4 separate regions of the Mus musculus genome follow, and regions 1, 2 and 3 are each linked to region 4. Evidence: chromatin loops called from intact Hi-C (ENCODE). Cell type or tissue: heart. All regions are shown on one strand. Links, peaks and the distances in the headings refer to the core of each region. The heading gives the core; the rest is flanking DNA.

What was found. Peaks named below come from ENCODE experiments on the same cell type or tissue, not always from the same donor. Only the 100,000 strongest peaks of a DNase experiment are listed, where the experiment ranks them.
Region 1: it touches region 4 in a loop (3-fold over the local background); 22 of 42 quality-filtered maps call a loop at or near these places.
Region 2: it touches region 4 in a loop (2.8-fold over the local background); 2 of 42 quality-filtered maps call a loop at or near these places.
Region 3: it touches region 4 in a loop (4-fold over the local background); 10 of 42 quality-filtered maps call a loop at or near these places.

What each region holds. Positions count from the first base shown.
Region 1 is chr17:35,905,822-35,912,856 of GRCm38, reverse strand. Atat1 (alpha tubulin acetyltransferase 1) reads left to right here and starts at 2,789. Exons shown (of 13, transcript NM_001142744.1): 1 at 2,789-2,928; 2 at 3,366-3,426; 3 at 3,507-3,598; 4 at 3,709-3,769; 5 at 3,891-4,004; 6 at 4,193-4,294. The coding sequence starts at 2,822. It overlaps Mrps18b (mitochondrial ribosomal protein S18B), which reads left to right. Exons shown (of 7, transcript NM_025878.2): 5 at 453-519; 6 at 1,379-1,438; 7 at 1,901-2,477. The coding sequence ends at 2,190. Gm16279 (predicted gene 16279) reads right to left here and starts at 3,122. Exons shown (of 2, transcript NR_167681.1): 1 at 2,764-3,122; 2 at 2,337-2,654. In heart, for the core only: a CTCF peak has its summit at 5,039 (motif pointing right); a DNase peak (open chromatin) is centred at 2,786; H3K4me3 peaks cover 1,582 bases; H3K27ac peaks cover 1,337 bases.
Region 2 is chr17:36,037,986-36,045,327 of GRCm38, reverse strand. H2-T22 (histocompatibility 2, T region locus 22) reads left to right here and starts at 2,586. Exons shown (of 9, transcript NM_010397.5): 1 at 2,586-2,986; 2 at 3,200-3,460; 3 at 3,643-3,879; 4 at 4,575-4,850; 5 at 4,999-5,103; 6 at 5,954-5,986; 7 at 6,105-6,151; 8 at 6,274-6,343; 9 at 6,552-6,921. The coding sequence starts at 2,902. The coding sequence ends at 6,577. Gm6034 (predicted gene 6034) reads right to left here and starts at 2,367. Exons shown (of 3, transcript NM_001034909.3): 1 at 2,111-2,367. The coding sequence starts at 2,198. It overlaps A930015D03Rik (RIKEN cDNA A930015D03 gene), which reads right to left. Exons shown (of 2, transcript NR_015618.2): 2 at 7,154-7,342. In heart, for the core only: a CTCF peak has its summit at 3,011; DNase peaks (open chromatin) are centred at 2,517, 3,087 and 4,507; H3K4me3 peaks cover 1,311 bases; H3K27ac peaks cover 341 bases.
Region 3 is chr17:35,991,057-35,998,398 of GRCm38, reverse strand. It overlaps A930015D03Rik (RIKEN cDNA A930015D03 gene), which reads right to left and starts at 3,895. Exons shown (of 2, transcript NR_015618.2): 1 at 3,839-3,895. In heart, for the core only: a CTCF peak has its summit at 1,223 (motif pointing left); DNase peaks (open chromatin) are centred at 1,188, 3,948 and 4,558; H3K4me3 peaks cover 2,069 bases; H3K27ac peaks cover 1,059 bases.
Region 4 is chr17:35,826,822-35,834,163 of GRCm38, reverse strand. Flot1 (flotillin 1) reads right to left here. Exons shown (of 13, transcript NM_008027.2): 9 at 4,140-4,321; 10 at 4,000-4,045; 11 at 3,373-3,510; 12 at 3,057-3,221; 13 at 1,377-1,657. The coding sequence ends at 1,625. Tubb5 (tubulin, beta 5 class I) reads left to right here. Exons shown (of 4, transcript NM_011655.5): 4 at 1-244. Among named protein-coding and RNA genes, the nearest start is that of Flot1, 7.1 kb to the right of the region's middle. In heart, for the core only: CTCF peaks have their summits at 4,262 (motif pointing left) and 5,987 (motif pointing left); a DNase peak (open chromatin) is centred at 4,233; H3K4me3 peaks cover 749 bases; H3K27ac peaks cover 429 bases.

The sequences.
Region 1 (7,035 bases), core at 2,036-7,035, 78 kb before region 4:
GAGCCCCTGTGAGGGTTTTGTTTTGTTTTTTGGGGGGCTTTTTTGGCTCTTTGTCTTTTGAGACAAGGTCTCTCTGTAAAGCCCTTGCTGTGCTGGAATTCACTCCACTCAAAAGCACAGACCCACTTGCCTCTGCCTCCCTCGCACTGCTGTGCGCCACCACTCCCTAGCTCTTCGTCTTTGCTTTGCTGGGCTTTTCTTTTTCCGGGAGGGTGGGGGTAGCACTTGCTGGCCTTGATCTCAAAGATAGTCTTCTGCCTCCTGTGTGTTGGGATTACACCTAACAAGATGTAGCCAAGGCTGGCCCTAACCTCCATTCTTCTGTGTTCCTTTTTCATCAAGTTCTGATGGGTTGTGCTACCACAAAGGGCTGTGTTGGTGTAAGGGGGACACACTTAGCCTACAGAGGTCTTGACCAGTCCCTCACACATTTGTTTATCTCTCTCCTGCAGAATGTGAAGCTCTTGGAACAGTTTGTCTGTGCACACACGGGTATCATCTTTCACGCCCCATACACAGGTTAGCTTGGCCCTCCTGTTATGACTTCTATAGTTTTTCCGTGGAGCTCCTTATTATGGGGTTGGGAGGTAGACATTCCTTTGATAGCTCCTATAAATAATAGCACACAGAAGTTTTTGTTTAATGAGAACCATCATTACGATAAAACAGTTAAATGTAGACAAAAGACTAAAGTTTTAGAGCCTCCCTGTAGGAGTGAGGGCTGTCTAAATGTACTTTAAAAGGTAAAGCGTGCCTTAAACTGTGAGTTTGGGGTCAGCCTGGTCTACATAGTGAGTTCCAAGACAGCCAGGGCTACATAGACTCCGGCTCAACCTTTTTTTTTTTTTTTAAAGGTGAACAGCTTGCTTCCTTGTAAAGTTTTCCACCTATCAGTCTATAAATTTGTGTGTATGTGTGTGTGACAGGGTTTCTCTGTACAGCCCTGGCTGTCCTGGAACTCACTCTGTAGACCAGGCTGGCCTCGAACTCAGAAATCCGCCTGCCTCTGCCTCCTGAGTGCTGGGATTAAAGGCGTGTGCCACCATGCCCGGCGATATGTCCCTTTTGTCAGAGTTTTTTTGTTGTCAGCCTACAGAGTGGAGCTGGGAATAATTGCTACTCTGTCACATTCCCTAATTTGAAATCACTTCTTATAAGATCTTTTTCTGTGGATTTTCCAAGTCAGCCTTAACCACATTTGTCATTGAGTCATCTTCTGGCCCATCTGTAGGCTCTGTCATTCCATGACATCTCTGTAGTGGCTGGACATCCAGGCAGATACAGGTCAGGGCCCTGGGGCATTAAATGGTCAGCTGTCTCTGTGTAGAAGACTTGCTGCTGTGTGGGACGCTGTCCAGGTTGACGTTTCTCTCCGTAGGGGTCTGTATGAAGCAGCACAAGAAGCTGACCCAGGCCATCCAGAAAGCCAGGGAGTGTGGTAAGTGAGAGCAAGGGGCAAGGGTTTCTGAGGTGCTTACGTGCTCCCATGTCTATGAGAAAGTACTCAGCAGACTCCTAGTTTTTCCACGTTGGGTGAGTTGCTGGACTCGGAAGTAACAGCTGTAGGTTCCAGGCTACTAAGAGTACATATTGAGATGATCTTTCAGGAAACACAAGGAAGGAACATTCCTTCTTCAGACTACTCTGTCTCCTGAATCTTGACAGTCTTGTGTTTCTTGGTTCTGACCTGGCTTATACAGCACCTTTGCACGGATGAGTGAGGAGGGAGAGCCCATGCAGTGCCCTGCCTGTTCTCTGTCTCCTTGGCAGGGTGTGCTGTGTATGCGCTGCTGGAATGTGCTTGGTGGTTATGACTGGTCCCTCGACTTGTAGTGCCTTTTTCTTGTCTTGAGTCTGACCTGCCCTTCCTCATCCACCATTATTTCCTTTAACCCCGTAGGTCTTCTCAGTTACTACGTCCCCCAGGTTGAGCCCCGGGATGCTGACTTTGGTACTGTGCATGGAGCTGTCAGTGTGACTCCACCAGCCCCCACACTGTTGTCAGGTGAACCTTGGTACCCATGGTACAGCTGGCAACAGCCACCAGAGAGAGAGCTGTCTCGCCTTCGCCGACTCTATCAAGGAAATCTCCTAGAAGAAAGTGGCCCGCCACCTGAGTCGATGCCAGAGATGCCCACTACACCACCAGCAGAATCCTCCATTGAGCAGCCAGGCTCCCAGAGTGCTTAGAACTTGTGACCTGGGGAAGTCAGACCAAGGGAGTACTGTCTAGGGCTACGTGGTATCCTGTGTCCTGCAAAGGGTTCTGTTTTGTGACAGTGGCAGACCCTATAGGGAACTGGCTGGCATGAAGAGAACAAAGCACATTTGACGTTGAGGGGGACTAGATGTTTATGGGTAACTGGTGAGGACTTACATATAAACTGGAGACTCTTGTGTATGCCCTTGATGGTGTGTCCCTGATTTAAACCTCCTGGCTCAGCTTTTATACAATAAAGCTGTGTCTCTTCACCCGTTCTTGACTCCCTTTGGGCTGTCTGTTCAAAACGTGGGTGTGAAGTCTATGAGGTGGGGTGGGAGTGTGGTCTACCCGCAACTCCAAGGGGTGTGAGACTGGTTCTTCTGAAGGTTCCCTCAGCTGTTCACTGGGAGGGCAGGATACTTGGTTGCCCTGGCATCTCAGGGGCACAGACCTACAAAAGGAGAACTGTTGCTAGAGAAAAATGGGGTTTCCCAGGCACTGTGAAACCATGGTGGGGGCGGGGCGAGCCCTCGGGGCGGGTCCTAGAGATAAAGACTTACCGGCCCTCTTAGCGGAAGTGACGTTGTGTGGGGCGTGTCTGGTCCCGCACAATGGGCCATGGAGTTCCCGTTCGATGTGGATGCGCTGTTCCCGGAGCGGATCACCGTGCTGGACCAGCACCTGCGGCCTCCGGCCCGCCGACCCGGAACCACAACGCCGGCCCGGTGACATTTCAAACCCGACCCATGGCCCTTCTGTCCCGGTTCCTCTCCAAACCTGATCCAGGAACCACGCCCCCTTCTCACTGACTACTGGCCATTTCTCCTGCGGTCTTACTTGTGTTTTGGTGACCTTTGACCCTGGATCTAGCCGGGTTAATAGACCTACATCTGTAACCTTTCACCATCTGGCCTAATGTGGCCTCAACAAGAGGCTATAGTTGACCCGCCCTTCCTACCGCGTCACAGTAACCTTAACACGGGAGCTGTGAAACCAAAGCTTGGGATCTGGAGGGGTGAGGTGAGGTGGGAGGTGAGGAAGAGTTCCAAGCAAAGTCAGAGACCCTGTGGAGGAGCCTGGGTGGGAGCCAAGCAGGCTGCCAGGAATGACTTACACGATGCTGTAACCTAGCGAGTGTCTGACCGGGCCCCTCTCTCTGTAGTGTGGATCTGCAGCAGCAAATCATGACTATTGTAGATGAGCTGGGCAAGGCTTCTGCCAAGGTACGGGGCGCCTCTAGGAGGAGGAAAGGGAGATGGGTGGCAGATAAGGAGCCAAACAAAGTAGATCTTCATCTCTGCAGGCGCAGCACCTCCCTGCACCCATCACCAGCGCTTTGAGGATGCAAAGCAACCGGCACGTTATTTACATACTGAAGGACACCTCAGCCCGACCGTGAGTCTTACTGTCATTATTCCCTGTGAATCAAACTCTTCTTACCTCCCTTTTACAATCTCTCCCAGACAGTTGCTCCTGCCTGGTTCATTATTTCCCCCATCCCACAGGGCAGGGAAAGGAGCCATTATTGGTTTCCTCAAAGTTGGATACAAGAAGCTCTTTGTACTGGTGAGTGTCACTGCAAACTAGCCATTTGTAAGCACTGGTGTCAGAGAAGAAATGGGGGCGGGGTGGGAGACAATGAAGAAGATGCATGGCTCCTAATGAGTATGTGTTCTTGACCTCTTAGGATGACCGGGAGGCTCACAATGAGGTAGAACCCCTTTGCATTCTGGACTTTTACATCCACGAGTCGGTGCAACGGCATGGCCACGGGCGAGAACTTTTTCAGCATATGTTACAGGTACCCAACAACCTTTACCGATTAGTCAGAATAGATCTAAAAGGCTCTTCACCCCGAAGCTCTAGGAGGCCCTGCTCCATGGCCCACAGTTGGTCCCCTTTTCTCTGTATTCCCTTACCAGGCTCCCAGTATCCTGCTAGCATGCTCCTCCTACAACCCCTGCCCCCAAGTTTTCCGTTTTCCTGCAGAAAGAGCGAGTGGAGCCCCACCAACTGGCCATTGACCGACCATCGCCGAAGCTGCTCAAGTTCCTGAATAAGCACTACAACCTGGAGACCACAGTCCCACAGGTTAGAGGCTCTGCACCAACCCTGGAGACGCCTGGCTAAGTTCTACCTCGGGTTGTTTCCATGTTGTTTTAGACTTACCTCATTTTCGTGTGTTTGAATGCTTTGCTCACATGTATATACATGCACCATGTTCATGCCTGTACACACAAGTTAGAAGGGGGTGTCAGAACGTGGGAACTGGAGTTACAGATGTTTATGAGCCACCATGTGGGGGCTGGGGGATTTGAATCTTAGTCCTCAAGAGCAACCAAGCGCTCTAAGCTTCTGAGCCACCTCTCCAGTCCCTATTTTTGTTTTTTCAAATAAGGTCTCAGTGGGTCACCCTGGCTGTGCCGTACTCACCTTGTATACCAGGTTGGCCTTGAACACACAGATCCATCTATTTCTCGCTCCAGAGTGCTAGGATTGAAGGGATGCTCCACCACCTCAGCTATACTTTTTATGAGGACTTTATGCCTGAGCTCTGTATTGACAGCACTCCTATCCCTCTTTCTCCCCCTCCAGCCCCTCCCGTGTCCCCCTCTCCCACTATTGTCTCTCATTATTGTTGCATGTACATGTGCACAGGTATATAGATAGGCTAAATGCATATATAAAACCCTCTGAGTCCCTCTAGTTTTGTTTATATGCACCCATCTCCAGGGCTCCACCGTGGGTTTTGTTGTTGTTTTGGTTTTTGGTTTTGGGTTTTTTTTTTTTAAAGATTTATTTTATATATGAGTACTCTATCTGCATGTACACCTGCATGCCAGAAGAGGGCATCAAATCACATCATATAGATAGCTAATGAGTCACCATGTGGTTGCTGGGAATTGAACTCGGGACCTCTGGAAAAACAGTGCTCTTAGCCACTGAGCCATCTCTCCAGCCTGCATTGTGGGTTTTTAAAACTGGATCTCACTAAATATCTCAGGCTGGCCTTGAACTCACAGTGACACTCCTTCTCTACCTCCTGAGTAATGGGGTCACAGGTATGCCTTGATGCCCAGCTGTTCTGTGTTTGAAAGACGCTTGCTATATACACACCAAACCTCACTCTCCTCAAATGGATGATCCTCCTGCCTCAGCTTGCCAAGAGCTAGGATTAAGTCATGATGTCCAGTGTGATTTATTTTTGCAACTAAATCTTTTTTCTCCTTACTCATTACATATTCTAGAAGCATTCATCCTGTCTTTTGGGGAGCTTTGCTTGCTTGTTTGCTTGCTTGCTTGCTTGCTTGCAGGCTTTTTGAGGCACAGTCTCCCTCTGGAGCTCTAGCTATCCTGAAACTCACTATATAGATCAGCTAGCTTCAGACTCTTGAGAGATCCGCCTGCCTTTGCTCAGAGTGCTGGGACTAAAGGCAAGCACCACAAAGGTCACCCTGCCTCTACCTCCAGAGTTCATCACCACACCTGGACATTGGCTGTTTACTAGACCTTATTTTATCCCCAAACACAACAGCTTGTTTCTACCTTGTTCTCCCACAAGTCCATTACATTAGTCATCATTTATGGAAGATCCAGAATAATAGACATTCCAGGCCTCAGGAAGCTTGGTTTATCATGGGACAGTGATTCTGTGAGTTTAGAAACACATTACTAATGCGTTCAACAACTGTTTATTGTGTATCTGACACTGTTGTGGGCACTAGGAATACTTTACACAACCAAACAAAAGAATCCAAATGTGGAACCAGACAAACAACTTATTCTAGGGCCAGGCAAGGGTGGTGCATGCCTTTGACTCCAGCACTGGGAAGGCAGAGCTCTGTGAGTTCATGGCCAGCCCGGTCTAAATATTGTTTTCTGGGGCTTCTAGGACCCCCTGGAGAGGCCCTGTCTCAAACAAACAAACAAAAAACCAAAAGGCATGCTTTACTGTTGATAAGTGTTCTGAGAAAATGAAACCAGTGCTGGTGAGGGAGGGGCTTACAGGTGCGAGCGAGTCAGATATTGGCAGAGCTCTCAACAGAGCTCTCAACTGAGAGGATAGCTCATTTGTGCGAGAGCATGAAGGAAGTGTGTGGAGGCACAGTGTCCCAGAGGAGTGATGGCCAGTATAAAAGGCTGTGCAGTGAGAATATGCCCACAGCAGTGTGACCGAAGGAAAGTAGTAGGTGAGAGCTAAAGCCAAAGGAAGGGAGCACACGGGTAGGGCCACACAGGTCACCTGTCTCCTTCACTTTGCTTGCTGTGCCAAACAAACAAGCCATAGAGGGAGCCAGGGTGGAAGTTCAGAAGACGGATAGGAAAGCAGAAATTCCTGATGAAAGGGAGTCAGGGACAGACCCAGGGGCAGCAGTAGAGGTAGGAAACGGTGGCATCTGAGGGTAAAACAAACATAATTTCCTTATGGAATAGATGTGGGAAAAATAGAGTTATGATTGGACCCAAAACAATAGGAATAGGAAGGGTGACATTGCATGATATAGGTAGATTGGCTTTCGGGAAAACATTTAGGAGTCTTTTTTTTTTTTTCTTTTAGATTTTATTTATTTATTTTATGTATATGAGTGCAGGTAGTTGTGAGCCATCATGTGGTGGCTGGGATTTGAACTCAGGACCTTCAAAAGAGCAGTCAGTGCTCTTAACTGTTAAGAAATCTCTCCAACCCCAGGAGTCTTGTTTTGACTGGTTTGGAAGTACAGGCTAGCTTTGAACTTACAAGAAATCTTCGTACCTCAGCCTCTTTAATCCTAAGGTTATTAGGAGTGAATCACTATGCCCAGTGTTGGAGTTGATTTTTAAAGTAGTCAGGA
Region 2 (7,342 bases), core at 827-5,826, 210 kb before region 4:
GTGGTCTGGGATTGCATACTGAGCATACCGTACAGATTTCATTCTCTCTCTGTCACTATCCTGTTCTTTCTCCTTCCTCCTCCTTCCTCCTCCTCCTCTTCTTCATCTTCTTCTCCTCCTTCCTCCTCCTTCCTCCTCCTCCTCTTCTTCTTCATCTTCTCCTCCCTCCTCCTCCTCCTCTTCTTCCTCTCTCTCTCTCTCTCTCTCTCTCTCTCTCTCTCTCTCTAAAGACTGGCTCCAGAGAAGTCAGCTGCTCTGTCAAGAAAAATCTCAAGAGAGACCTAGGGCACAGAGGACTCCTGGGGACAACCAGCAGGAACCTGAGTCCTTTCCAGCTGCCATAAGAGGAAGCCATATCTCATGTGACCCCAGCTCTAGTAAAGCCTTGAGAAAACACAGCAAGAAGAAAAACACAACTATGACCTGGGAGAGCTCCTGAGCCAGGCTCACCAAACTCTTGATGTCCCACACTGTGAGAAGTATCAGTGGTTGGAGTCTCCAGATACTGTACTTGGCTTTTTGCTACATAGTAGCAATAACTGAGAAATGCAAATCTCCCACAATCATCCCGTGGAGTTCTAGGACTCTGAAATCCAGAGCTTTCAAAGATGGGGAATTATCCTAACTAGCCTTTCAACCTGCCCTAAGATATCATAAGGGAGTATTCTTGTCACCTTATTTTAAGAATTAAAATTCTCACAGCTAAATAGGGTGTTAACCCCTAACTGGGATTCCTATTATCCTAACAAAGGGGACTCTAGACATTGTTTTCTCTCAGCATCCATTATCTATTACAGCAGTGATTCTGAACCTGTGGGTCCAGCAACCCTTCCACAATGGTCACCAAACTTAGTTGGAAATCATGGATATTTACATGATTCACAACATCAGCAACATTACAGCTATAATGTAGCAACAAAAAATAACATTATGGTTGGGCTCACCACAATGTGAGGAACTTTGTTAAAGGGTCTCAGCTTCAGGAAGGTTGAGAACCTCTGCCAGAGTCCTGGCTCTTCTCAGTATCTCTAACCCCCACCCCCTACCCTTTGAACCTCTCCAGACCCTAAGCTTCACCCCTTTCCATCCCTCATCTTCTCAACTTTCAGCCCAGCTGCCAGCCAACAGCTCCCTTGGCTAGATGCTCTTGGCCACTTTGTTTCTTCTCCCTGTCCTGGTTCTCTCTCTCTCTCTCTCTCTCTCTCTCTCTCTCTCTCTCTCTCTCTCTCTCTCTCTCTCTCTCTCTCTCTCCCTCTCTCTCTCTCTCTCTCTCTCTCTCCTCCGACTGCCTTCCCCCATCTCCCTCTCATGGCCAGGTCTATTCTGCTGGCTGTGTTCAGTCTGAGCTCTTCCTTTTCCTTCACCACGACTAGAACTGTGAAATGGCTGTACCATTTTCATTCACTACCACCCTCACTCTAGCTCAATTAGATTTTCATGACCCCTGACAACCATTTCCCACACAAAGAAGAATGAGGCAGTGCTGGGCTCCTTCTCCCCAGCCCTCCCCCAATAACCACCCTGACTATTAACCTTCACAAGGTCAGTCCATCAAATGCTAGTTCAGTGAAGGGACTCTGCAAAAGTCATTAGGGCTCCGAACCAGCTGACTTTACTCTGAGGGACTGTCCTGATCAGGGCAAATATTAAAAGGACTGCGTTCTGTGCCCAGACCCACAGTGTGATGACTCTACACAGGAGATTTCCTCCAATGGCCTTCATAAAGCCACCCAAAGAACCCAAAGTCCATGGAGAGTAACCAACATTCCTGCTCTGCTCCATCCAGCAAGGACAGGGGACCTTGCCCAGAAACTGAGAAATGGAATCCTGCCACATGTTCCCTGTGAGCTTTGAGAACTCTGCTTCAGAGATGAGTCCCAACCTTGTGCAAAACTCCATAATGCGAGCTAGTCAACTTGGCAGGTTCATTGAGAAAATATAACTCACTGGTCCTTGGCAGTGCATGTCTTTAATGCCAGCACTCGGGGGTGAGAAACAGGTGGATCTCCTGAGTTTGAGGCAAGCCTGGCCTAAAAAGGAAAGTCCTGAAGGGAGACAGACAGACAGACAGACAGACAGACAGACAGACAGACAGGAGAAGGGATCTCACCTAGGTCTCCAGTGAATTCTACCAAAAAGCTGGCTATTGCCAACATGGGCCCTGGGATGTTTCCTTCTGGAGGAGTCCTGTGTCCCATGAGAGGGCCTGAGATCAGTGTGCAGTCTCCCCTGGATTCCACAGACAGCCTCTGAACAGGTCTCGGGAAGACGGAGTGAAGGAACAGCTCTTTCAGCGCTTTCTGGGCACTTTGGGAGTCTGTGCAAATCCCTGGCAGGCAAGGACTCTCAGGACCTCAAGAGGAAAGTAGCTGGGAGAGTCCCTAATTGGCTTAGTTTCACTTTCGAATCCCCAACTTCTCTTGAGTTTTTCTGCCTAGATATTGATGACTTGGCACTAGTTCTCACTTTCTGTAGGGCAATTTCTCCTAATTATTTGATTGGCTAATAACGACGACAAGAAGCCAATCGCTGGGCTAAGATGAAAAGGCAAGAAAGGAAGTCATGACGTGGGAGAAAGGAACGCCTTTTACCGCCCTGCTCTCTCTGCGACCCTCCTCTCCCCAGGCAGGGTTGAGAGCAAGAAGGTGCAGGATGTAGGCCTGCAGAATTGTCAGACCCAGTGGCGGCTTTTGCCACTGGAAGAATTTCCAACATAAAACAGAGGATCAGTTTGGGACAATCGATTCTGCGACCAGAGGTAGTGTCATTTGGTTACTTTTAAAATTCAGATTTTCTGGTGTTTTCCAATCACTCGCGACTGTAATTTGAAGTTGGGTTCTGAGATAATACAATCGCTGTCGCTCTAGTTTATAAAGCTGTCCAAGATCTGCCCAGTCCCAGATGTCCTGGGTCCTCAGGGCCGCTGTGGTCTGCGCCCTTCTCCTGCAGCTGGATGCCAGACCATCCTGGACTCGGATCCCTTTGGGTGAGTGAGACCGGGGAGGGAAACTGTCTCTACTGGGAAGGCTAGGGATAGCACCACCCAGTCTCTGCACCACCCAGCAAGATCCTCCAGCCCCCCTTTTTCAGCTGTCCCGAGCTTGGCGCCCTGCTCCCTTCCCGGCCCGCACTCCCGCTCGAGATCGAGATGGGGATCGAGGAGGAGGAGGTCGGGGTCTCATCGCGCTCCTCCTCCCAGGTTCACACTCGCTTAGGTATTTCTACACCGCTGTGTCCCGGCCTGGCCTTGGGGAGCCCTGGTTCATAATCGTCGGCTATGTGGACGACATGCAGGTCCTGCGCTTCAGCAGCAAGGAGGAGACTCCGAGGATGGCACCCTGGCTGGAGCAGGAGGAAGCAGATAACTGGGAGCAGCAGACTCGTATAGTCACAATTCAAGGACAGCTGTCTGAAAGGAATCTGATGACCCTGGTTCATTTTTACAACAAGAGCATGGACGGTGAGTGATCCGAACCCATCCCAAGGATGTACCAGGGTTGTCCATATTCACTAGACCAGAGTTTCACCCAACACATGCCCAGTTCCTCAAAAACCAAGAGTCTGCAGGGATTTACTTGGAGTTGGTCTGTGTTCTACTCGTGTTGCTGCGACAGGACTGACCACCAACTATGTCCTTCCTAGACTCTCACACACTACAGTGGCTGCAAGGCTGCGATGTGGAGCCAGATCGGCACCTGTGTCTCTGGTACAACCAGCTCGCCTATGATAGCGAGGATCTCCCCACCCTGAACGAAAACCCAAGTTCCTGTACAGTGGGAAACAGCACTGTACCTCACATCTCTCAGGACCTGAAGAGCCACTGCTCAGATCTGCTGCAGAAATACCTGGAAAAAGGGAAGGAGAGGCTGCTGCGTTCAGGTGCCCAGGGGAGCCAAACCATGTCTGTTTCCTTTAGGCTACTTGCTGGGAGTTTGGAGAGCTGGAGGTGCTGGGTGGGAAGAGAGGACTTGGAGTACAGCTCACAGTTGAGCACTCCCCAGCAAGCACAACTTCTGGTTTAGATCCTTAGCATTCGCAAAAGAGGAGAGGGAGGCAGGTGAATGGGAAGGACTTTTCTCACTCCTCCCCAAGTCCAGAGAGGCAAGAGGCTCTTGTGTTCCAGATCTGTGACAAAACAATGACTTCTTCACAGGACAACCCCTCTCTTACTAGCAAGAAATTCATTTTGGAGACCAATCTTTTAGTAACTGATCAACAAATTCTTGACTTGAGCAATGATCCTAGGCCAATTGGGAGCTATTTCTCAGAACTTGTTCTGTGCCCCAGACTTCAGTGTCTCTGGAGTCAGACTCCAGCTTTTCTCAGTCTCTTGGCCCTCACCCAGCTGAGGACCAGAAGCCCTTCCCATGAGTCTGCAGAGACCTGGAGCCTCCTGTCCATGTTGTCCTGCTCACATCCTAAGGCATCCCTAAGAGCAGATCCTCCCAGGAGCAGGTGCTCTAGCTGGTGTCTAGATGATGGACACCATAATCCCACCCCAGGATGGTCACATGAACACTGCTGAGTCCCCAGAAGAAAGCACGATGCCTCATCCTTTCAACTCTCTCCCTCAGACCCTCCAAAGGCACATGTGACCCGTCACCCCAGACCTGAAGGTGATGTCACCCTGAGGTGTTGGGCCCTGGGCTTCTACCCTGCTGACATCACCCTGACCTGGCAGTTGAATGGGGAGGAGCTGACCCAGGACATGGAGCTTGTGGAGACCAGGCCTGCAGGGGATGGAACCTTCCAGAAGTGGGCAGCTGTGGTGGTGCCTCTTGGGAAAGAGCAGAGTTACACATGCCATGTGTACCATGAGGGGCTGCCTGAGCCCCTCATCCTGAGATGGGGTAAGGAGGGTGTGGGTGCAGAGCTGGGTTCAGGGAAAGCTGGAGCCTTCTGTAGACCCTGAGCTGGTCAGGGCTGAGAGATGAATGGTCTTCACCTTCTCTTCCCCTCTCCTGCCCTTCCCTCCCTTCACTTCCCTTTGCTTCCCAGAGCCTGCATGGTACCAAAAGCCTTGGATTTGGATTGTTGCCATGGTTTTCATTTTGTTCATCATTTGTCTCTGTGTGGTTTGCATATGCATGAAGAAGAATGCAGGTAGGGGAGAAATGTGTTCTGGGTTTCCTTGTCCCATTGAGGGTTTGAAGCCTTAGGTAGAGGCATACCCTACTTAGGTAACAGGATGTAGCATCCACAGTCCTCTTAGCCTGGAGCCTTTTTGTTTAACCTTAAGTGAAGGGGACTAAACAGCAGTTTCTTCTTGAGAATGGTTCTGGTGCCTGGGACCTCATGACCAGCTGTCACAGGCAAAGGTCTCACTGGGGACAAAACTCCAAGGAGGTCCTACATCACCTCAGTCCTAGAAATTTCCCTTGGGGGGGGGGGGGCTGGAGAGATGGCTCAACAGTTAAGAGCACTGACTGCTCTGCCAGAGGTCCTGAGTTCAATTCCCAGGAACCACATGGTGGCTCACAACCATCTGTAATGGGATCTGATGCCCTCTTCTGCTGTAGCTGAAGACAGCTACAGTGTACTCATAAATAAGTAAATAATATTTAAACAAAAAGAGAGAGAGAGAGAGAAAGAAAGAAAGAAAGAAAGAAAGAAAGAAAGAAAGAAAGAAAGAAAGAAAGAAAAAGAAAACTTAATTTCCCTTGGGCCCAGAACTAAGGGGTTTTGCTAGACCAGTGGTTCTCAAACTGTGGGCCGAGAGTCCTTTGGGGGTTGTCCTCTGGCATCCGACATATGAGATACTTACATTACAATTTGTAACAGAAGCAAAATTATAGTTATGAAGTAGTAACAAAATAATGTTATAGGTGGGGGTCATGACAACATGAGAATACTCTATTAGAGGCCACAGCATTAGGAAGGAAGAGAACCACTGGTCTAGGCCCTTATGACTCCCTACTCCCATGCCACCCATATGTGGTTTTTCTTTCCTCAGGTGGGAGAGGAAGGCGTGACACCCAAGAAGCAGGTGAGTGTGGTGAGGAGTGATCTCTGAGACCCTTGGAGCCCATGGGAGCCCACCGCAGTTCCTCCTTTAGCCTCTAGTCTTCTGAAGTCTGACTGGATCCTGTTTTGGTCTTTCCTAGGCAGAGACAGTCCCCAAGACTCTAGCAAGACTGTTGTGGATGATGAGGTAAAACATGGGGTGGCACAGAGGACTCGTGATGGGCAGGTAGAGAGATCTGAGTGAGAAGCGAGCTATTTGGAACATCACGGGTTACAGTAACTGCCCTGAACCTGTTCTTACTCCTATAGGAGATGGGGGTTTGCTTTTGGAAGATTAAGTCCTGTAAAACTTGTCTAGGCCACTCCCCAGGAACTTCAGGTTTGTTTACCATGTCACCCCGAAAGAGGTATCAGCCTGTCTTCCCCACCCCACCCCCAACTCTGTCGGTGTTGTCTCCCAGAAGGCTTCACTTAGCCTCCTCACCCTCCAGAGAACACTCCCAGCTGTTCCCCCTCACCCACCGCCTCTGTGGGATCACCTGCAACAGTTACTGAAGAATGCAATCTTTCCTTTTATATCCCATCAGTTGGCGAGTCTTTACTGTCACCTTGACTGGATTTAGGATCATCTGGGAGATGCCCCTTTGAGTGGCTGGGCTGTGAGGACAGCAGGCCAGTTCTTGCCACCCTGGACAGAAACACATCTCACCTTTCTGGCTCAAGGATCTGAACACCTGTCTCTTGCCTACTCGGCTTCTAGTCAGGCATTTTGTCACCTTGTCAAGGGTCCCAGGGACACAAAGCTCCCTCCTCTCACCCACAGCACTCTGGGTCCTACCCTCAGTGCTTCAGGGACATTTAATCAGGTCAAATTGGGATCAATGGCTTTGATGCAGAAAAGAACTGTGGACTAATAGAGATAGGGTTTAATTAAAAAATATATCTTTTTAATTTTAAGGTGTCTTAAATCTATTTATTTATTGGGTATGTGCATGTGAGAGCTATAGCGCACGTGTGGGAGACAGAGGACAACTTGCTGGAGTCAGTTCTCTTCCTCCACCAGGTAGGTCCCAGGGATGGTTCTCAGGTCAGCAAACTTGGACACAGTGCCTTTACCCACTGAGCACCTGGCTGACCCAACAAAGTATTTTTTGAAGGTCGGCTCATTTGTTGTTACTCATTTTTACTTGACTTTGACTTGGAGGTAAAAGCAGCCTACATCTCTTGGCAGTCTGATCTTGGCATTTTTTCTGTGGCTTCCTTCATTCTCTTGGCCCAAGGCTTAGCTCTGTAGCCTCTCCTCGGTCTCCATAGCAACGCTTAGCTCTACAGCCTCTCTCCATCTCCATAGCACCTAGTCTCTACTGAACAATACATT
Region 3 (7,342 bases), core at 863-5,862, 160 kb before region 4:
CAGACAGACAGACAGACAGAGGCAGACTGGGTCTGGCAAGGACTTTCAAAATCTTAAAAGCCACCCTAGGGACACACCTCCTCCAACAAGGCCACACCCCTAGTCCTTCACAACACTCCACCAACTGGGAACCAAGCATCCAAATTGAGGAACTAAACCTTAAGTGAGTAAGTTACATGTCACAAAGTAGCCATCACTTTTCTCAGTACTGAAACAAAATACCTCAAAAAAGAAAAGAAAGAAAAAGAAAAGAAAAAACAAAACACTTAAAGAAGTATCTTTTTTTGGCTCACCCTTTGAAAGATACACTCACTTTACCATGGCTGGGAAGGCAAGGTTGCTGGTCACACTGCACCCACAATCGAGAAGCAGAGAGTGGGGAGTGCTCCTAGTAGCCGGTCCCTTTTTATTCAGCCCGCACCCCAAGCCCACAGGAGCTGGCTAACCCAACAAACCTGACTGGCCTGGAAGCCCCACCCACCAACCCCCATCACCACGCCTCTGCCTCCCTAGTGAGAGGATTGCGAGCTGCCACCAGGCTGATTTTCACTCGGGTGCAAGGGATTTGAAATCAGAGCCTCGTGCTTGTACAGATAGCGCTTTTGCTGACTGAGCGATCTCTCCGGCCTCAAATTTGCTAATCTCTGTGATATAAAAAATGCAAAGTGAGCTGGGCAGCGGGGCACATCTTTGATCTTGGCACGGGGCTGGGGGAGGGGCGGAGGGGTCGGTTTTTTTGGAGCTCGAAAGAGGCTTAGTCTACAGAGTGAGTTCCAGGATAGTCAAGGTTATACAATAGACAAAAAAATCAAAACCAACCCCTGCAAAGTGACATCACTGAGCATGATTTAAGGTGAGATAATATAGACAAAGTCTCCCGCTAGCATAGAGAAGAGCAAAGTGTGGCAGGATAACCAAGCAACAGGTTTTGAGTATTTACTGTTGTGGCAGACATAACCATTTAAGACAGGAGAAAAAATGTTTGTCAATCCTTGTGAAGATGAATTCAAAGAAAGAATGCAAAGTAATCAAGCTACAATTGTGAAAGATGGTTGCTCCTCGTTAGAATTCTGGCCAGATTCATGCTTCACTCTTGGCAGGTGAGTAAGACGAAGCCTGCCTGCCCTGTCTTCGTGACTGGCTGGGCCAGGGTCACCTAGCCTTCCTGCCAATATGCAACCTCCTGTCAGATGCTGCCCTCTAGTGACCTTTTGGGGAACTGATCGTAGAATCTCCATCTTCTCGGTCTTTCTAGACAGCCGCCTAGAACTGTCAGCCTAAACCACAGACAAGGCCTGCTTGCATCCCCTAGTGGTGCAAAACGGTGCAACACGTATCGGGGATCCCATCACTCGATCCAGCAGCAGCTTGGTCGCTCTCCAGCCACAGAACACATAAGGGTACTGGGAAGAGGTGATGGGGAGGGGAGGAGAGGAGAATGAGAGCAGAACCCTGCTACTCTTTTTTTTTTTTTTTTTTTTTGGTTTTTCGAGACAGGGTTTCTCTGTATAGCCCTGGCTGTCCTGGAACTCACTTTGTAGACCAGGCTGGCCTCGAACTCAGAGATCCACCTGCCTCTGCCTCCCGAGTGCTGGGATTAAAGGCGTGCGCCACCACGCCCGGCCCTGCTACTCTTTAGTGTAGCAATCTCCTTCCAAAACGCCCCGTTCTACTCTGAAAAATCCTTTCATCTACATTCATTATTGGCCTAGAAGCAATGAGAGCTGATGGAGGTAGGTCCAGAAGAAGACAGCCACTCGTTATGAAGCAAGATGCTATTAAACAGTTGATGTGTCTAGGAAGGTGTTTCCTGAGAAAGGAGGGGGGAGGGGAAGGGGGCCGGGGGCAGTAGCAGACTCAGGATCTCCACTAGTATCCTTAGCATATTTAATGGGCACTGCCAGACCACCACTACTATACTGAGAAGCCAGGGCTAGCTAGCTCTCAGCTCAGAAGCCATAAAAGGTATAAGAGGCTTTCTGTCTGCCCTTTGCATTGGGTACCTGTCAGAAGCAGTTAGTTAGGACATACCAAACTCTCTGTAATCACACTAACCAAGGACCCCAGCACGTGATTTGTCTCTCAAGGCCTTACACTTCTCCGTCAATTCTTAGCCACCTCTGTTAATAGTCTTGTTATTAACAAGATAGTCAATAACAACCACTCAGTAGGCCTCTGAGACCTTAGCACAAGTGACTCCATGATGGAAGTGCCATTCAGGATGTAAAACTCAGCACCAAGACAGTATCCCCCGGACAAAATGAAAACAAAGACTTAATCCATCAAAGTCTGTAGTTCTGGGGAAATGTCTAAATGTACTAACATTGCTGTCTGCTTCTGGATAACTGTTCTTGTTAACTCAAGTATGTCAACCCAGAACATGGTTTTTGGTGTTTAAAAGTTCACTCGGGGGGGGGGGGTATGGGGGACCTTTGGGATAGCATTGAAAATGTAAACGAGGAAAATACCTAATAAAAAAAAAACAATAAAAAAAAAGTTCACTCAGAGAAAGACTCGGGGACACTGGGAGCCTGGACACTCAGTGTCACCCCCAGCCAGCTACTAAAGACTTTCTAGTGGCTTAAACCCATGTCTGAGCAATCTTCTCGGGCGGATAATACCATCTGTATTTTCCCTGCTGTGTACGGACATGCTATGAACTACCAGCACCAAATTTCAACTCAGCAAGAATGTGATCTGGGCTAGCAACTTTCATTAAACAATGTTTCCTGTGACCACCCAGGATCCAATGTATGAATATTTTTGCCTGCATGCAGCCACCAGTGCTGGACACTGAACCTGGGTCCTCTGGAAGAGCAGCCGGTGCTCTTACCTGCTGAGCCCTCTCTCCAGCCCTGCTTATTAGACTTCTAACACATCAAGAACTTCATTTCAACCAGACATGGTGGCGAATGCCTTTAATCCTAGCGTTCAATAGGCAAAGGCAGACAGAGTCCAGGCCAGACCCTACTACATAGCAAGACCGCCCCCCCCCCAGTCCCCCCCCCTCCAAAAAAAAAAAAAACCAATATCGAGTTCTCTGAGTAACTGGCTTAATCTCTTCCATGGCTCATTCATCCTGACCTCACAGAAATCCACCTCCTGAATGCTGGCATTAAAGGAGTGAGACACCGTGCCTACCACCATTCCCTTTATAAGGTGTGAAGAGTGGAGACCAGAGGACAACTGTATCTTTCCTAACACAGCCTCCATTTTTTTTTCCTCTAAGACTCACTACTTAGGCTACTGCGGTTCACCGAGTAGTCCCGAGTAGTCCCGGGGATCGGCCTGTCTTCCTCCCAGCTGGGTTTTCATAACAAGCCACCACGCTCACATTTTTAAAGCGATTTCCGATGATCAACCTCGGAGGTCCTGTGCTACAAAGCAAGCTCTTTACCGATTAAGCAACCTCCGCGGCCCTAAACAATGTGTTTTAACACACCACGTTATATATTTCAAACGTGTGCAATTTTTGTCACTTACACCTAAATAAATAAAGCTGGGGAAATTAAAATCTAATGAGGGCCGGGCATGGTGGTGCAGGTCTTTATTTCCAGCACTCCGTAGGCCTAGGCAGATAGATCTGGGTTCGAGGCCAGCCTAGTCAACAGATCGAGCTCCAGGAAAGTCAGGGCTACACAGAGAAAACCTGTCCTGAAATGAATGAATAAATCTACTAAGTAAGCTTAGTTGAGCCGAGAAAATTAAAATGAAAAATACTATAGTAGGCGCTTCAAGTTGCGAAGGCTTGACGATTGTACGCTTTTCTAGATTTGATAACCGACATTTCTGACCAAAACAAACAAACAGCGACTTTAAAAGGTTTTCGTGGGCTTACCGTTTGAGGAAGAGACATGGCGAAACCGGTCTGCGACGCCGGACTAGACGCAAAGCCAAGCCCACGGGCGAAACACATCCGTCTTCTTCACCCGTTGGGTGGGACTTCCGCTATCAAGGCTCCACCTTCTTAAAGGTTCCCCAAAAACCGCTAGCAGCTGGGGACCGACCGTTCAAACACTTGAACCTATGGGGGACCATTTCACCCAAAGAATGGACTGTCAGATGGTATTAGAAATTATCTCGAGCTGGCCGTGGTGGCACACACCTTTAATCCTAACACTCGGCACTAGGCAGGCAGGTTGGTGTCTGAGTTCGAGGCCAGCCTGGTCTACAGAGTGAATTCCAAGACAGCCAGGGCTACACAGAGAAACCCTGTCTCAAAAAATAAAACCAAATAAATAAATAAATAAATAAATAAATAAATAAATAAATAAATAAATAAATAAATAAATAAATGACTTTTTCCAACCATTGAAATCTGCTACGAGTAGAAGAACGAAGCTAAACGGTTTCAAAACAGCAGCAACGCAATAGCTCTAAGATAATTTTTATTTGTGGTATGAGATAAGGTCTTGTTATTTAGCCCAGGATAGCCTATCTGTTCACAGCAATCCTCTTGTCTCAGCCTGAAAAGCTGGGGTTAAAGGGGTGCACCACAGCCCAGCTCCATCGAACGTCGCGCGACGTCAGGGTTTCCTCTGCGCAGCCATGACGCATCTTGACCAGCAGGTGGCACTGCGGAGTCGCAGGTGCGGTGGACCGACCCTTTACCCAAGGCTGTGGGGATCTTGAGTTCCAAGTGTTTTTCCTGCTGTTGCAGCTACTCATTACTTACTACCTACTGATACATAATATTTCAACATAAAGATGAGCTGTAGCCGCACAGCTATCTGAACGTCACCACCAGTTATAGGCTGTTGTGAGCTGCTGGGTGTGAATGCTAGAAACCCTGGAAGAGAATCAAGTGCTCCTAAATTGCTGAGCCTTCTCTCCACCCCATAGCCAAATTACTTGACAATTACATCCTTATTCCAATGCCTGCACCTCTATCCGCTATATGGGGCCTTCAAGCTCATCTCTTCAATGGGTCCACTGCACCACAATGTTCAATGCCACCCTGACCCTGCCCACCCCCCACCCCCAACCCAATTACCTTCAACCTCCATCGTCTTCCTCTGGGCCTTCTCTCCTCCCTCCCCTTTACATTCCTGGTTTTCTCTAACTGGCTTACTCCTCTTCCCAGACAAGAAGTAAGACGCCTGCAAATTCTCCTCTCTTCCTACACAGGTTCTCAGCTTACACTACACTCTGAAGATGACCTATTCCTCTCCTCCCACCTCTATGCTGATGGTGCCCAATGTCTCCAGCCAGCATCTCTTCCCCAAGCTGTGCTTGCATATACTGTCTGCATATATTGTCTCTGGAGATCGCCCATAACAAACATGCCAAACTAGAGCCATGCTACACTCTGTTCCCTTACTCTACAACTCCATCACCAACACACACACACACACACACACACACACACACACACACACACACGAGAGAGAGAGAGAGAGAGAGAGAGAGAGAGAAGCAATCCAACAGCCTGTCCATCTATCAAACAGTCAAACAGTCTTTCCCCCACTGTTTCTGGTTCATTTTCCTTCTAGGATGGCTATAAAACCCTCTGGTCACTTTCCCCTTCCAAATAAATGTCCAAGTTGCAAACACAGTGGTCTACAGCCAATTATTTCCCTGCCTTTTAGTCCTAGGGTTAAATTTTTATTATTTTTTTTTTCCAACAGGGTCTCATGGTGGAGCTCTGGCTGGACTGAAACTCAGAGATCTGCCTGTGCCTTCCAAGCTCTGGAATTAAAGGTGTGCCCCACCACACCCAGCTCTATGGGTTTTCTGTTTTGTTTCCAGACAGGATTTCTGTTTAACAGCCCTGGCTGTTCTGAAACTCACTCTGTAAGATAAGGCTGGCCTCAAATTCACAGAGATTCAACTGCCTTTGCCTCCCGAGTGCTGGAATTAAAGGTGTGTCCCACCATGCCTACCTTCACGGATTCGTTCTTTAAAATGGGGACTGAAGAGCTGGCTCAATGGTTAAGAGCTGAGTTCAATTCCCAGCAACCGCGTGGTGGCTCACAACCATCTGTAATGGGACCTGATGCCCTCTTCTGCTGTCTCTAAAGACAGCTACAGTGTACTCATATAAACAAACTAAATAAATATTACTAACGTGGCCGGAGACCTCTACAACCTCTCCTAACTCCTTGCACTCGTTGCCCCAGAACGCGTCTTTACACCACCAATGCACACACTGCGTTCCCTCTCACTTCCACCTACCTTTTGTATGTTCTCCTCTTTCTTCGGTGCCCAGGGTTACTGTCCATGGTACACCGTTTCTCTCCACCCTCCTGTATGGTAGAAACAGCCCCTCAGCTAGAACACACTTCCTGGACCCGCATCTGTGGAACCCCTCTAGCCCAGTGTTTAGTTTGGCCTGCGCGAACCTCTCTGCTCCTCTAGGCTGTTGAGTCAGACTCGAGGAGACTGGCTTCCCCGTCAGGGTTCCCATAGCACCAGAAACAGCTGTTCTTTCTCAGCCTTGCACAACCTCGCGAAGATCCAGCGTCCAGAGCTGTGAAGATGGCTTACAGGCCTGAGTTGGGACCACCAGCACTTAAAAAGCCAGCTGTTTGTTCACCTTAGCGCTTGGGAGATAAGTGGTAGGAAGATTCCTGGAGCTCATTGGCCAGACATTTTAGCCAATCAATGAGCTCCAATCCAAAGAGCAGAGATGGAGGGCACAGTGTCCAGCCATGTCAACACTTCCTGAGCAGGACCCCGGGGATCTTTTGTCACTCTTCTCCCAGCATTTAGCACACTTAAAAAAAAAGTATTACTTTCATCACTCAACAAACCATGCGCTCCACAAGGGCTATTTTTTGTTGTTGTTTTTGTTTTTCGAGACAGGGTTTCTCTGTATAGCCCTGGCTGTCCTGGAACTCACTCTGTAGACCAGGCTGGCCTCGAACTCAGAAATCTGCCTGCCTCTGCCTCCCAAGTGCTGGGATTAAAGGCGTGCGCCACCACGCCCGGCTTCCACAAGGGCTGTTTATCCTTCTTACCCCTTAGCAGTGATATCCTTCTTACCCCTTAGCAGTGATTGACAGGTACTAATAACTCAGAGACTGTTCAGTGGGTAAGTGAGTCCTGGGGGGTTCACTCTAGCTACATGTGAATAAGTTGTGCTAGCAGTGGTGGCTCTTCTATGGTCTGCTGGAGTTAAGACACTGTATTGAAAAAGAATATACAGAATTGGTCCCACGACTTCTGGCAAATAGTTGCCGGCTAACTTTTGTTGGTTCCCTCGTTGGTTGGGGCTAATGACTTAACTCACCTGGACCACTCCCGGCTCGCTCCCTGCTTCAGAATGAGAGCTGTAGAAAGAACGCTAGACTGGCTAGCCACATGCCAGAGCCCAGTTCGACCACAGCCAAAGCGAGGGAGT
Region 4 (7,342 bases), core at 1,170-6,169:
TGGTCTTGGTCTCTGAACACTCCCAATTCCCGCTGAAACTCCACACTTGGGAAAGTATGTTTCCACCTGGGTCTTTCAGACACTGCCCAGATGGGCTGTCACCACCTCTGCCCCATGCTCCTCCTGCCCTTGGCTTGGTCATTTCCTACCTTTCTATTTCGTGTTGTACCTGCTTTTTTTTTTTTTTTCATATTGAAAAGTTGACATCGCCCCAGAGCCAAAAATAAATGGGAATTGGAAAAAGGCTGTGAGGCTGTGTGCTCATTCAGGGGTAGTTAAAGCTGCTGGTGGAGGAACCGGTCCCAGGTTGAATTATACTGTTCCCAAGTGTCTTAGTCAGGATTTTACCTATTACTGCACAAGCATCATGACCAAGATGCAGCTGGGGAGGAAAGGGTTTATTCAGCTTACATTTCCACACTGCTGTTCATCACCAAAGAAAGTCAGGACTGGAACTCAAGCATGGCAGGAAGCCAATGGAGCGATGTTTCTTACTGGCTTGCTTCCCCTGGCCTACTCAGCCTGCTCTCTAACAGATCCCAATACTACCAGCCCAGTGATGGTCCCACCCACAAGGGGCCCTTACCCCCTTGATCACTAATTGAGGAAATGTCTTACAGTTGGCATTTTCGCAACGGAAGCTCCTTTCTCTGATAACTCCAGCCTGTGTCAAGTTGACACAAAACTAGCCAGTACACCAAGGTTGTCCCTAATTAGGTGAGACTCCTACCCCTGCCTTTCTAATAGCTGAGATAGTACATGTGGCATGCCTAGCAGTTTCAGGGCTGGGGACCACTGAGTGACATCCCCAGCTCTCTAGGTATTTCGATTGGACAAACCTCTAATGCCAGCTTTCAATCGAAGATTGTGGGTCCAAAGCTGCCCACAATCTTGAAAATAGCACCTGACACCCCATCAGCAACCCTCCCAACACATTCCACATCCCTCTGGGGTTAACCTGTGACCTGTAGTCACACCATTCTAAGTTTGAGACTCAGGCTGGCTTTGAGTTCCTTGTTAACACTAGCTGAAGCTACCTAGTAGAGGTATTAGGTATAAAATGCTGGGATTTAATATGTAGAGCAGGGTGTCTGAGGGGTGCGTGTGGATACTACACCATTTCCTATAACACAGACTGGCATCTCACTGGTACTGTGAGCCCAGGGAGGGCTGTACTTAAGGACTTCACTGCAGGAGTCTGCACAGCCAACTTCTAGGGAAGATGGAGTCAGGTTTTTGCTACCCAGGCTGGCCTGGAACTTGTTCTGCTTCCAGCCTGCTGCAAACTGGTATTTTAGCTGTGTCAATACCTGATTTATTTAACAAGATCTTTAGGGGTATCTTTTGGTCTGAGTGAGGAAAGAAGTATAGATAACCAGGCTCAAACAGTCTAGTTTAATCAGGAAGTTAAATAGTTGGGATGGGCTGAAGATAATCAATCTTGGTGCAGGGCACTGGCAATGGGCTAAGAAGGGCAAACCCTCCAAGGCAAGGCACGGACTATTTGGCAAGGAGAGGTGTGCACCCCTGTCGGGGGCCATGCTAAGGGAGGCCAGGTGAGGTGCATGCGATGAGACCACTCCCCAATGAGACCGCTCAGGCCACACAGTCCAGGACTGAGGGCTCACGCTGTCCTTAAAGGCTTGTTGTGATTTACCTAGAGGAAAGAAAAGATGTGACAGCGTGGGAATCCAGCATCTGCTCTCTGTAGCATCCATTTGGAAGGATGGGTTCTGGACATTGAAAAAGCTGAGGGGAGGCGCATCTCTTGAGTCTGGTCTACATAGCAAGTTCTAGGTATCCATGTAGTCACAGGGACCCATCACTGAAGAGGTGATAGGTACTAGAGCTTTGCTTGCATACTCCTTAGCTCAAAGCCTAGAGCAGGCTTCAAGGATATTCCAACAAACCCAGCTTGATGAAGACTGCTTTAATACACATGTGGTTTTGTTTTTTAAGACGGGGTCTTGAGGGATAGTTGATAAAACACTCAGGAGGCAGAGGCAGGTGGAGCTGAGTTTGAAGCCAGTTTGTTTTACAGAGTGAGATCTAGGCAGCCAGGGTCACTCAAAGAGAAAGCCGGTCTCAAAAAACCAAAAAGATGGTCTCACTATATTGCCCCAGATGGCCTCAAACTCAGAGATCAGTGTTTGTCTGCCTCCCGAGTGCTGAGATTCAAGCTTTATACACTGAGCTGCATGGTTTGTGTGTGTGTGTGTGTGTTTTTTATCCAACACTGCCTTAAGTACTCTGCAAACAATTTCCCAACACCCCAGCAAGGAGGGCAGTTTGTACTGTTAAGCTAATTTTGTGTTGTTTTGTTTTTTGGAGACAGGGTTTCTCTATGTAGTCTTGACTGACCTGGAACTTGTTCCTTGGCCAGGCTGACCTCAAACTCAAGAGACCCTCCTGTCTCTGTCTCCTGAGTGCTGGGAGCCCACCATGGCCAGCTCTTTAAGACAATCTTGCCGGGCAGTGGTGGCGCACGCCTTTAATCCCAGCACTTGGGAGGCAGAGGCAGGCAGATTTCTGAGTTCGAGGCCAGCCTGGTCTACAGAGTGAGTTCCAGGACAGCCAGGTACAGAAAAACCCTGTCTTGAAAAACCAAAAACCAAAACCAAAAAAAAAAAAGAAGACAATCTTAAGACGAGGAAACGGGCACAGATTGGCAACCTGTCACAGGTGATTTTACTTATCTTTGCCACAGCTGGGTAAACTCCAGGGAAGAAATGATATGGCAGGAAATGACTGGTGCTCTGCTTCCCAGTCATGGGGACTGCATCATTTAGTCATGTTGGAGGGAGTCCTTTTGTGTGTGCGCGTGCACTTGTGTGTGAAAGGTGAAGGTTAATTTGGCTGTCATTTCCCAAGCACTGTACGTTTTCAGGATCTCTCACTGGCCTGGAACTAGCCAAGCAGGGACCTGACATAGGTTCTGGGAATTGAGTCACTGTCTGTGACTTCCTGGGCTCCCGGATGCCCATTAAGCACCCAACCTACTGTGTCACACAATTTGGGTACGCAGTAACAACACACACTCTGCATTGCCCCCTCACCTGGGAGATGCTGACGCCTGTGAGCCTCTCCACACTCTCCGGCAGGCGGCTCAAGATGTCCAGTACTTCCCCAGTAACTTTGGCTGCCCCCATGGTTCCGCTTCCACTAGACACCAGCGTGATCTTATTGGCTGAGGTCAGGGGACCACTGATCTCTTCTGCCACCTGGTAGGCAGAGATAGCTATGACTACCACCCATCAGATTCACCCCACAACTGACCATAATTCCTCGCTACGGTCCTGCCTTATATTTGGCACCCTTGAGGACCCCCCCCCCCAGTCACCCCTCCTCTCAGAGTCCCACCCGATTGCAGACCTGGGGCAGTTTCTCCAGCAGCATGTCCAGCTGGGCGGCCTCCTGGTACATCTGGAAGGCTTCTGCCTTCTTGGCCATTTGCTCAGCCTCAGCACGAGCGCGGGCACCTATAGCAAAGGCCTCAGCTTCCCCTCGCATCTGTAGAGGGCACAGGGCATTCAAGACTGATGGCAACTCATTAAGGATACCAAATTCTGAGGCCAATGAGATTCAGAGGGTAAAGGTGCTTGCCAGTAAGGCCAACAACCTTACTTAAAAGAGTAAGGTCAGAAGATCTGACCTCCACATTGGCAAGGGGCACCACCTTGCCCCCCCCCATTGGAGGGGGAGGAGGGAGAGAGGGGGGGAGGAGGGAGAGAGGGGGGGAGGAGGAGGAGGAGGAGGAGGAGGAGAGCAGCAGCAACAATAACAGGGTTCCATTGTGAGTGCCTTGAATCCCAGTACTTGGGAAGCAGAGGTAGGTGGGTCTCCCTGAGTTTGAAGCCATCTTGTTTACACAGTGAGTTCCAGGTCAGCCAGGGTGACACAGTAATAGTCTTGCCTCAGAAATCCAAAAACAAGCAATAGAGAATAAGAAACCCTAACAAGCCCTTCCCTGTGTCCATCAGGAGCCATACCCCAACTCACCCGCACAGACTCAGCTTCGGCTTCTGCCTGCATGATCAGCTGGGCCCTGGGGACAGATGGGAAGCAGTTCACAGTCAGGGCGCCTTTTCTGACTATGAGCGTCAAGGGGCCGAGAGGGGGCTCAGGAAGGGGACTGTTACTTCTCTGCTTCCGCCAGGCGCTCCAGCCTGTAGCGCTCAGCCTCTGCTGGCTTGCGCACGCGAGCCTCCAACTCCTTCTCGCGCCGGGCGATCTCCTGCTCCTGCACTGCCACCTGCTGGGCGCGCTCAACCACCTGCACCTGCACCCGCTGCTCCTCGATCTGCTGCTTCGTCTTGGCCACCTAGGGAGCAAAGGGTACTTGAGTCATGGCTGGGGAGCGGGTGGCCTGAGTCAGAGAGAAAAGCCAGCGCCACCAGTGGGATACACAACGTGGAAGAGACCCAGGAAGCATTCTTCTGGTCAGCTCAGCCTACTCGGTAGTGGGATCCATTTCAGGCACAGAATCAAGCCAGGGCCTGGGAACCGCCTTGTGACTTCTTAGAGCAGCTAGGCTAAGGACTTAGCGTCAGAATGGATGAGGCTGGTACTTGCCCTCCCTGGGTAAGTCGCTACAGTATGAGGGTCCCGAGGGCACTGAGCCCTTTGTGGTCATAATCTACCTCCGCAGTCCTGTTCACATGTCTCCATTTGTCTTTGCTGCCAGTCTTAAGAGTAAGCCACCGGCTGGGTGTGGTGGCACAGGCCTTTAATCCCAGCACTTGGGAGGCAGAGGCAGGCGGATTTCTGAGTTTGAGGCCAGCCTGGTCTACAAAGTGAGTTCCTGGACAGCCGGGCTATAAAGAGAAACTCTGTCTCAAAAAACAAACAAACAAAAAAACAAACAAGAGTAAGCCACCATCAACGCCAGCCTGGGCAGCTCAACGGTCAAGTACTGCCTTTCACACCCTGCCAGCAGATATCTTTTAAAAAAATCTTTTGCACACAAAATAGGAACAAAATAAACTCAAAAGGAAAGGAGACATGTAGAAAGTGGCTTCCTCCCACCTCTTGCCTCAAACCTCATGGTTCCCTTTCTAGAAGCAACTGCTATAACCAGCTTCCAGAGATCATGTGTGTTCAAATTTCTTTTTTCTTCACCAAACAGGGTTTCACTATGTAGCTCTGGCTATCCTGAAAATCAACTATAGGCCAGGCTAGTTTCAAACTACTGCCTCCCTAGTGCAGAGATTAAAGGCATGAGCCACCAACCATCTCTCAATATTTGCTTGTTTGTTTATGCATGCATGCATTTTATGTACATGGGGTGCTTTGCATGTGCATCTACATACTAGAAGAGGACATTCCATCTCATGGGACTATGGTTATGCTATGTGAGCCACCGTGTGGTTGCTGGGAATTGAACCCAGGACCTCTGGAAGAGTAGCTGTGCTGAGTCATCTCTCCAGCCTTTTTTTTTTTTTAAGGTAGGGAGTTGTCACTCTGTAGAAAGGCTACCTTAAAAGTATAGAATAGCCAGGTGGTAGTGGCGCATGTTTTTCATCCCAGTACTTGGGAGGCAGAGGCAGGCAGATTTCGGAGTTCGAGGCCAGCCTGGTCTACAGAGTGAGTTCCAGGACAGCCAGGGCTATACAGAGAAAACCTGTCTCGAAAAAGCAAAAAAAAAAAAAAAAAAAAAAAAGGATAGAATCTGAGCTGGCTTCAAACTTGATGTGAGCTTGGACTAAGATGGCTTGGGGAATAAAGGCATCTGTCTCCAAGCCTGACTACCTGAGTTTGATCCTGGGGGAACCTCATGGTAGGAAAGAGCTGGCTCTTGCAGCAAGTTGTCTCTGACCTGAACATACATAAATTTAATTAAATTAAACATAATTGTGGCTGGAGAGAAAGCTCAGCAGTTAAGAGCACTGGCTGCTCTTGCAGAGGTCCTGAGTTCAAGTCCCAGCACCTGCCTGGCACCTTACAACCATTTCTAACTCCAGTTCCAGGGGATCTGATGCCCTCTTCTGACCTCTACAGGCACCAAGCAAGAACACACGCACACGGTGGACACATAAACATGTAGGCAAAACACTCATCCCATAAACACGTAACATAAAAATAAATCTTTTTTGTTTGTTTTTTTTCAAGACAGGGTTTCTCTGTTTAACCTTGGCTGTCCTGGAATAGCTCTGTAGACCAGGCTGGCCTCCAGCTCATAGAAATTCACCTGCCTCTGCCTCTCAAGCGCTGGGATTAAAGGTGTGTGCCACCACACTGAACACCTTTAACCCTGGCACTGGGAGGCAGAGGCAGGAGGATCTCTGAGTTCAAGGAACAGTGTAATCTATACTTTTATCAGCTAATCAATATATAATTTTGTTTAAGTGTTTCTGTTTAAAGATACCTTTTAAGCTAGGCATTGTAATCCCAGCAGTAAAAAGAGTGAAATGGGAGGACTGCTACATGTACATGTTTTAGTCTAGCCTGGGCTACTATGTAAAGCACTTCATAGCCTCCAGTGCTAAGGGACTCCACAAAGCACGTTAGTACTATCTGAATTCTTTTAGTGAGTGTGTGTGTGTGTGTGTGTGTGTGTGTGTGTGTGTGTGTGTGAGTGTGTTGTACCCTCAGACCTGAGAGATGATACCCTTTGAAACCATCTGCAGCCTGAGTGCAGACACAAGGACCCTGTCTCAAATAAGCAAGCAGTGTATGGTGGTGCACAACTTTAATCCTAGCACTAAAGGGCAGGTGGATGGATCTCTGTGTTTAAAGTCAGCATGGTCTACATAGTGAGTTCCAGACCAAACAGGGCTACATTGTGAGACCCTATCTCAAAGAACAGAAGAAAACAAAAACAACTGACCGACAAAATAATTAAAGAAATTTTATATTAAAGCACACAGAACTGATGCATTAGTGTGGAGCAGAAGCCAACTGCATTTTAACGCGTGCCTGATCAGAGGTAACCTTACAACACACACTTTCTCCATAAACACTTCACAGCCTCCAGTGCTAAGGGACTCCACAAAGCACATTAGTACTATCTGAATCGTTTTAGCGAAAGTGTGTGTGTGAGTGTGTGAGTGTGTGTGTGTGTGTGTTGTACCCTCAGACCTGAGAGACGATACCCATCGAAACCGCCTGCAGCCTGAGTGCAGACACAAGGCAGGGCTTCCGTGTCTGAGCTTATCTGGAGGGTGCATCAGCCAACTAGAATTCTTCAGCCTTCTCGTGTCCAGCACACACGGCAAATGCTGCAGGCACTGACCTGTGCTTCACCCATAAATCCTGGTCAAATGTGCAATGCATGAATGACAGGGCCCAGCTATACCTTCTTGTCATGGAAAGGGCCACCCAAGGCTCACTTTCTGTCATTCAA